2 separate regions of the Mus musculus genome follow, and region 1 is linked to region 2. The links are chromatin contacts, found by POLR2A ChIA-PET in ENCODE. All regions are on one chromosome and are shown on one strand. The core of a region is the stretch at or near the end of the contact, and the rest is flanking DNA. Distances in the headings are between cores, read along the strand shown.

Region 1 (5,879 bases), core at 1,293-3,792, 140 kb before region 2:
TGATCCAAGAGAATTTCCATCTGAGGTGTTTGTGGAAGAGGCTGTGTGCTGAAGTTGCCTGCCGAAACACATCAGGTCTTAATACGAGTTAGTTAGCCTCTGTCGACCTGAGAAAGACGGTGCTTTTTAGTTTGGATCTTTTTTTTTTTTTAAAGATTTATTTATTTATTTAAAGTACACTGTAGCTGTCCTCAGACACTCCAGAAGAGGGAGTCTGATCTCCTTAAAGATGGTTGTGAGCTTCTTCTTCTTTTTTTAAGATTTATTTATTTAAAGTACACTGTAGCTGTCCTCAGACACTCCAGACAGAAGAGGGAGTCAGATCTCATTACGGATGGTTGTGAGCCACCATGTGGTTGCTGGGATTTGAACTCCTGACCTTCGGAAGAGCAGTCGGGTGCTCTTACCCGACTGAGCCATCTCACCAGCCCTTTAGTTTGGATCTTAAAGCACCATTTAAACTTTGTTTTCCCTTCAGATTTATGCACCTGTTTTCCATGTATGAGTATCTACACATCACACTCATCCCTGGGGAGATTGAGAAGAGCGTGTCAGACTCTCCTGGAGCTGGAGCTATGGATGGTTGAGAGCCATCACGTGGCTGCAGAGCGCAAGAGTTCCTATGATGATCGCACCCTAACTCTCCAGCCTCACCCTTGAACTTTTTTTCCTGTTTTCCTGTTTGTTGGTGGTGATGATTTGAGACAGGGTTTCTCTGTGGAGCCCTGGCTGTCCTGCAACTCAAAGATCCACTTGCCTATGCCTCCCTAGTGCCGGGATTAAAGACCTTTGCCACCATACACTTTACCTTCAAACTTTTAGAAATGGCTTTTGTAAATTTTTTTTTTTTTTTTTTTGGTTTTTCGAGACAGGGTTTCTCTGTCTAGCTCTGGCTGTCCTGGAACTCACTTTGTAGACCAGGCTGGCCTCGAACTCAGAAATCCTCCTGCCTCTGCCTCCCGAGTGCTGGGATTAAAGGCGTGCGCCACCACGCCCGGCGTAAATTTTTTTAAGACTTACTTATTTTATGTGTAAATACACTTCAGACACACCAGAAGAGGACATTGAATCCCATTACAGATGGTTGTGAGGAAGGGTAGGCAGTGCTCTTAACCACTAAACCGTCTTTCTAGCCCTGCTTTTATACTTTTTACAAGAGGTTTTATCTATACCAGGTGATGATGGTGCTCACCTTTAATCCCAACACTAGGAGGCAGAGGCAGGCAGATCTCTGAGTTTGAGGCCCATCTGGTCTACAGAATGAGTTTCAGGACAGCCAGGACTACACAGAGAAATCTCATCTCAAAAATAAAAAACAACACACACAAAACAACAACAACAAAAAGAAACAAGAGGTTTTATGAAAAAGCAAACTAAAGCAGTAAGGGGATGCAGAGCCAGTCTGGAACAACTGAGTTCCTAAAGGTAGGCAGGTGAGGGGAGGTGGGTGCAGGTTGAAGCTAGCCTGGGTCTGCCTGCTGCCCCCAGGCTAGCAGTGGGGGTTCTAGGTGAATGCTTACAGGGTCAAGCCGACTCCTCTCAGGCTCAGCTTCTAAGGAGAGAGGCTCCCAGGCCGCTGTCTTGCTTCTGGGTTGCTCAGAGGATTAGTCAGAAGAAAGAGAGACACTGACACATGACAGTCATCAGCCTATCGGGGATTGGAGGCTAGCTGCTTCCCAGAAGCACTTTTTCCAGAAGTAACTTTTCCCAGTTTCACAAAAGGCACTTTTAGCAAGTCAATTTCCACACACCAAAACCTTTTTTATCTGATCTAGGGGTTGTCTGAAGGAACCATCATCTAAGCAATTCTCAGCCATTCGAGACTTCCTGGTTTGTCAGGTATGTCTTGGGACTAAGTTACGCTAAGGCTACTTCAAAGCGTAAGTGCCATTACTCCGGAATTCATGCCACAAACAATGGCTCTGCAACAAGTCTGCTGCAGACAACCCTTCTGGCTGTGGACAGGGAGGAGGCTGGGTTATGTCTGGTCAGCCCAGTGCAGATACCTCAGACTTCTTTCTTCCCCGGGGCAAGGACAGAACAGTTTTTTTTTTTTTTTTTTTTTTTAAAGATTTATTTATTTATTTATATGTAAGTACACTGTAGCTGTCTTCAGACACTCCAGAAGAGGGAATCAGATCTCGTTACGGATGGTTGTGAGCCACCATGTGGTTGCTGGGATTTGAACTCTGGACCTTCGGAAGAGCAGTCAGGTGCTCTTACCCACTGAGCCATCTCACCAGCCCAGACAGAACAGTTTTATTCACGTGGTGGGAATTACTTAGGAGAGAAATGACTAGACCTTGGGGTACTAGGAAGGCCTGCTCTGGACCGTACACCTTGAATGCTGGGAGGCCAGATCCTAGGATTCAAGTCCGGAAACGCGCAGGGGAAACTGTATTAAAAGGGTTAAAGATGGGAGAAGCCAAAGAAGACAGAACAGCAGCCCAAGAGGAAAAAGGGGCGGGGTCCTGGGTGGAGGTGCCGCACCCTGGGCCCGCCCCCCTGGGATCTCAGCCCCCGGCCTGGTCTCGTGACATTGGTCAGAAAGTCACGAGTACAGGCTGAGGCGGCCGCTGCAGTTGCAGTATGGACTCGGAGAGGGATGTACGCGCACAGCTGCAGCGTGCGGGCCAGGACCATCTCCTGCGCTTCTATGCCGACCTGGCTCCGGAAGCCCGAGCCGCACTGCTAGCGGAGCTCGCCTCATTGGAGGCCGACGCGCTGCGTGAGCACTGCCAGCGCGCCGCAGCTGCGGGCGCGCTAGCTCCGGGTCCTCTGCCGGACCTGGCTGCGCGCCTGCAGCCCCTGCCCCCAGAACGCGTGGGCAGCGCGATCCGCTGTGACCAAGAGACACGCCTGCGGTGGGAAGAGGAAGGTAGGCAGCGCCGTGCCAGGCTGGGGTTGGGCAGGTCCGGCCCGTTGAGGCCGGAAGAGTTAGAGCCTATGGGCGGTGGGGGTAGTGGGGGCGGAGTGGAGGACACGGACTCGGGAAGTGCAGCGGAGAGTTATTTGCCTTGCAACTTCTTCCTCCTGTGCCTAGTAACCCCCGAAGTCGTGCTCACTTGTGGTTCTCCAAAGTGAAAGAGGCCTTATCTCACGATGCACCTCTCCTCCAGGTTTCCGACAGATTTCTCTGAACAAGGTAGCTGTCCTGCTGCTGGCGGGTGGGCAGGGCACTCGCCTGGGCGTCACATACCCAAAGGGCATGTATCAAGTTGGGCTGCCCAGCCAGAAGACCCTGTATCAACTGCAAGCAGAGCGGATCCGGCGTGTCCAACAGTTGGCTGACCAGCGACAGGGGACCCACTGCACTGTGCCCTGGTGTGTCCTCCATGCCAGCCTCCCAAAAAGACCACCCCTAAATTGACCCAGGCCTACCCCACACCAAGACCTTAGACCCAATCTTAGCACGGCCCTAGACAGAGCCCAGTACTTGCCATTACTGAACCCCTTCTAGACTTGCCAGATTGAGCTGGACTCCCCTGGAAGCAGCTCACTGCTAGGACATTTACAGGTACATCATGACCAGTGAGTTTACCCTGGGACCCACAATCAAGTTCTTCAAGGAGCATGACTTCTTCCACCTGGACCCCACTAACGTAGTGCTGTTCGAGCAGCGCATGCTACCTGCTGTGACCTTTGAGGGCAAGGCCATCCTGGAACGGAAAGACAAAGTTGCCATGGCCCCAGGTATGGCCCACACCTTGGATAGGAACAGGTTGCCCCACCTGGGCCACAGAGTACAGCTGTGGATCAGGAGGCCTGACTCCCAGGTAAGATGTACTCAGGCAGGCTATGTGGCCCTGGGCATGTGGCTCTGGCCAGTCTGGAGTCACAGGCTCTTGGTTTGTGCACCTGCAGCACTTACTAAACTGAGCAGGAGATCAGGCCACAGTCCATGGGTATCCTACTCCTTTCTCCTTTATAGATGGCAACGGGGGTTTGTACTGTGCACTGGCTGACCACCAGATCCTGGAGGACATGAAGCAGCGGGGTGTGGAGTTTGTGCATGTGTACTGCGTAGACAACATCTTGGTGCGGCTGGCTGACCCAGTCTTCATTGGCTTCTGTGTGCTTCAGGGAGCAGACTGTGGTGCTAAGGTGAGTCCCAGGCTTTCATTTTCCTTGGCACTTGGCTCTGCTCTTGCTAAATCCCGTCCCTCCTACTTCCGGCCCTCTAAGTCTATGCCCGGTGGCTGCAGGTGGTGGAGAAAGCATACCCTGAGGAGCCAGTGGGTGTGGTGTGCCAGGTGGATGGTGTCCCCCAGGTGGTGGAATACAGCGAGATCAGCCCTGAGATTGCTGGGCAGCTCGGGGCTGATGGAGGCTTGCTCTACAACGCAGGCAACATCTGCAACCATTTCTTCACCAGAGGCTTCCTGGATGTGGTTACCAGGTATGTGACAACAGGTGGCTGTGATATCCCAGACTAAGCTGAATCCAAGAATGCCACAGTAGCTGGAGCTGCCCTAGCCTGAGCCAGGCCACTGCTGGGAGTGGCAAGGGCTTGGGTGGAGAGAATTCCTGTGTTACTGTAAACAAGCCAGCTGCAATGAGTCATGCTCCGTGAGGCCGCGGTCACAGGTCTCGTTTGTGGGTCGGCCCCACCTCTGCCCTGTCATTAGCTGGGAGGAGGGGTACGGGGGTGGGGGTATTGTGTCTGGTGGGTCCCCAGGATGCACAGAGAAAGCCTGTGTCCTTCCCAGAGATACAGCCAGGTCCTTGTGCTCCTGCACCTGGCTAGGTATACAGAAGTGCGGACAGGTGTTCCCGGGTACCCTGTCTGAGCCACACGCCCTTTGTCCTCTTGCTGCCAGGGAGTTTGAGCCCTTGCTGAGGCTGCATGTGGCCATGAAGAAGGTCCCATACGTGGATGAGGAGGGAAATCTGGTAAAGCCGCTAAGACCGAATGGGATAAAGATGGAGAAGTTTGTGTTTGATGTGTTCCAGTTTGCTAAGTTAGTGGTGGAAGTCACTTATTTTCTCTTCTTCCCCCCCCCCCTCTCTCTGTTCTGGGATGAGCGTAGAGGTCCAGCAGGACAGCAGGGAAGTGACAGCTTGTGAGGAGCAGGTGGGCTGGGGAAAGCTCAGGTCAGGTTTTGGAGTTGCTGGGTGGGTCTGTCCTCTTCCTCTGGACATGTGGTAAGCGAGAGTTGGAGGAGGTTTCCTAGGACCTCAGAGGGAAAGTAAAGGTGCTTTCTGTGCCTTCAGGGACCTAGATCACCAGGTCACTGAACTCGGGAACAAACTCCCAGTTAGGGAAGTGTGGTCTCCCCGCGGCTGTCTGAGCAGGGCAGATGGCTGGCATGTATGTGTGTGTGTGGGGGGGATCATGAGCCCTTCTTCCCACCAGGAACTTTGTTGCCTTTGAAGTGTGTCGGGAAGAGGAGTTCTCCCCTCTGAAGAATGATGACACAGCCGACAGGGACAACCCCTCCACCTGCAGGAGAGCCTTGCTGGCTCAGCACTACCGCTGGGCTCTGCAGGCCGGAGCCCGCTTCCTGGATGTACACGGGGTCCAGCTTACGGAGCAGTCTGGGTGAGGGGCTCAGGTTAGCCTGGGCGGCAGTATTCTCATCCCAGGGCCCTATTGACACTGTCACTGTCCCAGCTGGTTTCTGACCCAGTGCCACCCCAAATGCAGACAGCTGTGTCCCCAGCCAGTGATCGTTGGCTCAGCTTCTTAGACTTGGGCTCTGCTCAGGGAACCAGGAGGGCAGGGTCTCAAATGACCCCCAAACACACTCTCATAAGCTTTGAAGATGAGACCTAGGCCTAACCCTCAAGAGACCTGGGTACATCTCTTTAAGACAGGACCTTTGGTGTCTGTCTTGTCTTCCTGAGGTCTGTGCAGGGTCCCTGTGTAGTGATTTATT
Region 2 (5,806 bases), core at 1,367-3,866:
GACAGAGCCAGGTCTGTGCACTGCAGCCCTAGTTCACTCACTCTTGTGACCCACTGAAGGCTTTTACACAGCCTCATGGTGTTCTCTGATGTTCTAGAGGAGGGGCAGAGCCAGGCTGCGTCTCTGGAAGACCCACTGTGGGAGTCAGTGAGACCTAGTCCACAGGGGAAGCACCTTGGCACCTCTCCTTCCGGGGTGAGGGGAGGCCTTTCACAAAAGCTGACTACAGGGTCCTTTAAGGCCACAGAGACTGTCTGCCTGCTGCTCCTGCCTGGCAGTAATGCACCCTCCCAGTGGGACCATGGCCACCAGTAAACAGAGCCTTCCTTGTGCGGCCTCCAACAGCTGCAGACTGGGCTGGGAGGGCAGGCACCCGATGCTCCCACAGCCCGTTCTGCCTTGCTTCTCTGCTCCTCTGGCCAGCTCTATGCACACCCTCTCATGCTATAGGTTCCAGGACCTCTTGATATACTGGGTCTCCTTTGCCTACTGGCACAGGGGAACTCTTGATTCATAGTAAAGACCTAGAGTGTCTTCCCCTGCCAGCTGTGGGCAGCCACTGTCCTTGGTGGGCTTTTGCTATGTTGTTTGTATTTACTGCCCAGCTTGGGACCCAAACATCTCCAAGACACCCAGGAAGCTCTTTGTGTTAAAATACCGAACTTCTGCTTCCTTCTCAGGTGTGTGCTATGAGATTCTAATAGTTGACATCTTGGCACCTAAGCTACTCTGTAGAGTCCAGGATCTTTAACTCAGAAGATATTTCTAGGTACTGAGATAACCTTCAGCATGCCAAAAAGTGACCTGGTACCTTACATACATTTAAACCTCCTGAGGTATGTATGGGTCCTGTCAGTGTGGTCACAGAACTCAGCCCCCCCTTCCTGATCTACCCTTCTGGGAAAGGACAAGACAGTCAGATCTTTCTGGAGATCCTGGTCAGTATAGTAAATATGAACACTAGGACTGCGGTTTTTTTTTTTTTGTTTTTGTTTTTGTTTTTGTTTTTTTGAGACAGGGTTTCTCTGTGTAGCCCTGGCTGTCCTGGAACTCACTCTGTAGACGAGGTTGGTCCCAAACTCAGAAATCCACCTGCTTCTGCCTCCGAGTGCTGGGATTAAAGGCATGCGCCACCACTGCCCGGCAGGACTGCATTTTGTATATAGCGACAGAATGCCACTGCTCAGGATACAGGACTCTGCTTGTCCTGGTGGGGTTTTTTCCTGTGACATGGTTGGTAGGTACTTGGATACCACAACCAACAGGGATTGCCTAACACCCTTAGTTTTGAAGGTAGTTCATTCCAAAAGCCAGAAGTGGCTAGACTGAGACAGACCCATTGTATAATATTCCTTTAAAAAGTTACACATCAGACATGAAGACTAAGAACTGTAGTCCTTGCATTCTGGAGGCTAAGGCAGAATTCCAGGTTACAGGCCAGACGACTCTGTCTCATAAGCAATGGCGTAGAGAAATTACCAACTAGACCATTTTGTGGGCAGAAAGATATTGGGGATCAAAATGCCAAGGTGGGGGGAGCAAATGGAGAAAAAGGATTGTTTCAGAACTACTTGCCTTCGAGAGGTAGCTGACTTGGGAGGGAAGGTTAAAGTTAAGGTGAACAGAAATCACTTTAAGAGACCTGCTCTTCTGGTAAACAGAAACTTTTAAGCTTGTTTACCTGGTCAAGTCCTGTTTAGGACAATGTCAGCACTACCATTTTGGGGGTAGGGGTGCTTTGGACCTGACCCTGAAAAAAAAAAAAAGAAATATGTACATGTATTGCTCTCCATTACAGGACAGGGACTTGCACACGTTTGTTTGTTTGTTTTTCCCTCTAACAGTCATGGCCAGGCATGCCCAGCCCTGTAGTCTCCATGCAGCTCTGTGCGCACTTGGAACTCAGGCTCCAAGGAAACCGGCTCTTGGCCAGCAAGTTTCCACAACATCTAGGGAGGCCGAAGGGGCGGAGGGATGGCCCTCCCAGGGGTGGGGTGGGGAGGGGAAGAGAGAAGGGGGGGGGGGAGAGGGGAGGGGGGAGAGAGAGAGAGACAGATAGAGACAGAGGACCCCGCGCCTGCCCAGTGCGTCCCGGAAGGGCCCGGCGCCTCATCCAGAGCCTATTATTGTTAGCGTTTCAATTCGCCTCAGCTTGAGGCTTGCAAGGTGTGTTCCGGATCGACAATGCCTGCCCGCGTCTCCTTTCTCTCCCCGCAGCAGCTGCCAGACCTACCAAGCCGCCCGAGCCCACAAAGCTCTGAAAAGTCGCCCCCTCCCTTTCAGCCGGAAGCTGGCTTTCCACGTCCCACCCGCGCGCTGCACTGCGGCGGTTACCAGGACGCCAAAACAGCGCAGCCAATAGTGTCAGGCTCTCGGAGTGCTCCCAGGAGGCAGCCAATGGAAGTGCAAATCAATCATTTGAAACACCCAATGGATTGAGCACTGCGGCGCCAGGGCGGGGATTGTGATAGGGGGAGCCGTAGGCAAGCGTGACCAATAATGAGAGTATATTGTTGGGAAGGCGGGCCCCAGACCGCTCGATTGACGGAAATGTAGCCAATCAGACAAGGATAATTCGTGGCCTCGTTCTGAAAGCCCAATCCTGTGCTGACGAGGGCGGGTCATAAGAGGTATATAAATGTTGGCAGAGCGTCGGTTGTAGCACTCTGTGCGCCTGCTCCTCCCGAAGTGCTCCTCTTCTACAGCTGTTCCGCAGTCGCCGCCGCCATGAGGGAGATCGTGCACCTGCAGGCTGGGCAGTGCGGCAACCAGATTGGCGCCAAGGTAGGAGGCTAGGTTTCTGCGAGCCAGACGCCACTGGGACAGCCAGCCGGGGAAGATGGCGGAAGCGGCCCGGAGCGTCGCCCTTCATTGCGTCCTGGATACCGGCGTACGCTGGGCCGAGACGTAGCGCCGGTGGCTGGTGTCGGTGGGGCGGACGGTGCGCGGCCCTTAGGGATTCGTCGCCCTGGCGCTCCTGAGACTGGAGGGAGGGGGAGGGCCTGCCGCACCCATCCGGGGCGGGGCTGCCTTGGAGCGCACCGGCCGGCCGGCGTGACTCAGCTAACGCCCGACTCCCTTGCAGTTCTGGGAGGTAATCAGCGACGAGCATGGCATTGATCCCACTGGCACTTACCACGGAGATAGCGACCTCCAGCTGGAGCGCATCAACGTGTACTACAACGAAGCCACCGGTAAGGCTCCTCTACCCCATCCATCCTCCTCACCACCCTTCCAGTTTGAGCACACTTGACGTCCCCCTGTCCCAACCAGGTGGCAAGTATGTGCCCCGCGCCGTGCTCGTGGACTTGGAGCCCGGCACCATGGACTCGGTGCGTTCAGGGCCCTTCGGGCAGATCTTCAGACCTGATAACTTCGTCTTTGGTGAGTGTGGTGGAGGTGTGGACGGGCTTGCTACCCATGAGGCTCAAAGGTCAAGGGGCTGACCTAAAGTTCTTCCTTAATAGCCACCAGGTGTACACTTTCTTGCCCTCTGAGTCACTCAATCCCTTGGCCGAAAGCAGCTTTAGGAGGAAGGTCCAACTGACTGCGGGTAGATTAGTTGCTAGTAGAGAGTATGAGAAGACCTGACCTAGTGGCAGGGGCCCTGTACTCTCCTTGAACATTGGCAGGGGTGCCTTTGGAAGTATTTACTGTCTTAGCTCTAGTGTGTTCTGTACATCTCCGTCTGGTCTCCCCCACCCCCCATCCCCAATCTATGTATCCCTGCCTGGCCTCTTTAACTGTAGACCAGGCTGACCTTAAACTCAGAACTACCTGCCTACCAAGTGCTGGGATTAAAAGCTTGTGCCATTATGCACAGCACCCCCTCTCCCCTTTTTTTTAACATGGCAGATTGTTTTGGGTCTGTACACTTTATTCAGTGTCACCTCATGTCATTTGGCCCCTTGGGCACATACTTAGTGTGACCTACTGTTTTCTCTTACAGGTCAGAGTGGGGCTGGGAACAACTGGGCCAAGGGGCACTACACAGAAGGTGCAGAGCTGGTTGACTCGGTGTTGGACGTTGTGAGAAAGGAAGCTGAGAGCTGTGACTGCCTGCAGGGCTTCCAGCTGACCCACTCCCTGGGTGGGGGGACTGGGTCTGGGATGGGTACCCTCCTTATCAGCAAGATCCGGGAGGAGTACCCAGACAGAATCATGAACACCTTCAGTGTGGTACCTTCCCCCAAGGTGTCGGACACAGTGGTTGAGCCCTACAATGCCACCCTTTCAGTCCACCAGCTGGTTGAAAACACAGATGAGACCTATTGTATTGATAATGAAGCACTTTATGACATCTGCTTCAGAACCCTAAAGCTGACCACACCCACTTACGGTGACCTGAACCATCTAGTGTCCGCCACCATGAGTGGGGTAACCACTTGCCTGCGATTCCCTGGCCAGCTAAATGCTGACCTGCGGAAACTGGCTGTAAATATGGTGCCCTTCCCTCGCCTGCACTTCTTCATGCCTGGCTTTGCCCCCTTGACCAGCCGGGGCAGCCAGCAGTACCGTGCCCTGACAGTTCCTGAGCTCACCCAGCAGATGTTTGATGCCAAGAACATGATGGCTGCCTGTGATCCAAGACATGGGCGCTACTTGACTGTGGCTGCCGTGTTCAGGGGCCGCATGTCTATGAAGGAGGTGGACGAACAGATGCTTAATGTCCAAAACAAGAACAGCAGCTACTTTGTTGAGTGGATCCCCAACAATGTGAAGACAGCTGTCTGTGACATTCCACCTCGGGGCCTGAAAATGTCGGCCACCTTCATTGGCAACAGCACCGCTATTCAGGAGCTGTTCAAACGCATCTCAGAGCAGTTCACAGCCATGTTCCGACGCAAGGCCTTCCTACACTGGTACACGGGTGAAGGCATGGATGAGATGGAGTTCACTGAGGCTGAGAGCAACATGAACGACCTGGTGTCCGAGTACCAGCAGTACCAGGACGCTACAGCTGAGGAAGAGGGAGAGTTTGAGGAGGAGGCTGAGGAGGAGGTGGCTTAGAGCTGTCTTAGTCACTAAAGCATGGGAGCAGTGTGAACTCTTTATTCATTCACAGCCTGTCTGCTAGCCATGTCCACTGTGCATTTGCTGTCCTGTGTCCTGACATCACTTGTACAGATACCACCATTAAAGCAATTCATAGTGTGTGGCTTCGCCTGTCCAATTCCTTCTGATAGGCTCTTCGGGTGCTGTTACCGAATGTCAGTGCATAGTTGTCCTGCATGGCTGCAAGGAAGAAAGGCTTAAGCTGAGTACCTGCGGTGAGCACACTAGAGAGGTCAGAGCAGCTTCTCTACAATCTAGCATGGAGGTAGCTTTGATGGCCTAACAGGAATGACTAGTGAACCCCATAATGACTGGGTGATTAATCCAGGTTCAAACTGGGACTGGCCAGTGGGCTGACAACTGGTTATAGGCAAGTGTGGAGGATAAAGCAGGGTCATTTGACCCAGTCACAGGTTTGGTGTGTCATATAAACTTGTCCTTTGGAAGGAAGTGTGGGCTTCTGGTAGGGAGCAATACTCACATGGGATAAAGCCCATGTAGAAAGGAATCAGGCCTTGGCTTCTATAGATGGTGGTGTTTGGCCAGTGGGTCCTAGGCAGCCTTTCACCCAGGGCACAGACTGGGTGTCTGAACACGAACTGGAGAAAAGAATATGTGCTGTTTGCCCACATTGCCTCTGGGGACTCTTACCCATCTGATTCCTCCCCCCCTTTCCCCTCCCCCTACTAGGGTAGGGAATCAAACCATATTACTATGTGCACATCCCCAACCCTCAACAAGCTTGGCCTTA

The links. ChIA-PET counts read pairs that join two places held with the same protein, here RNA polymerase II (POLR2A).
Region 1: POLR2A ChIA-PET joins it to region 2 with 10 read pairs in embryonic stem cell. The contact joins the promoter of Uap1l1 here to the promoter of Tubb4b in region 2. POLR2A ChIA-PET finds 5 or more read pairs at or near these places in 4 of 5 experiments (Patski and embryonic stem cell).

What each region holds. Positions count from the first base shown.
Region 1 is chr2:25,362,326-25,368,204 of GRCm38, reverse strand. Uap1l1 (UDP-N-acteylglucosamine pyrophosphorylase 1-like 1) reads left to right here and starts at 2,542. Exons shown (of 9, transcript NM_001033293.3): 1 at 2,542-2,878; 2 at 3,120-3,324; 3 at 3,518-3,693; 4 at 3,932-4,104; 5 at 4,206-4,399; 6 at 4,821-4,961; 7 at 5,357-5,542. The coding sequence starts at 2,590.
Region 2 is chr2:25,221,512-25,227,317 of GRCm38, reverse strand. Tubb4b (tubulin, beta 4B class IVB) reads left to right here and starts at 2,616. Exons shown (of 4, transcript NM_146116.2): 1 at 2,616-2,784; 2 at 3,086-3,194; 3 at 3,274-3,384; 4 at 3,950-5,160. The coding sequence starts at 2,728. The coding sequence ends at 5,010. Fam166a (family with sequence similarity 166, member A) reads right to left here. Exons shown (of 7, transcript NM_026624.3): 6 at 5,537-5,654; 7 at 5,037-5,235. The coding sequence ends at 5,147.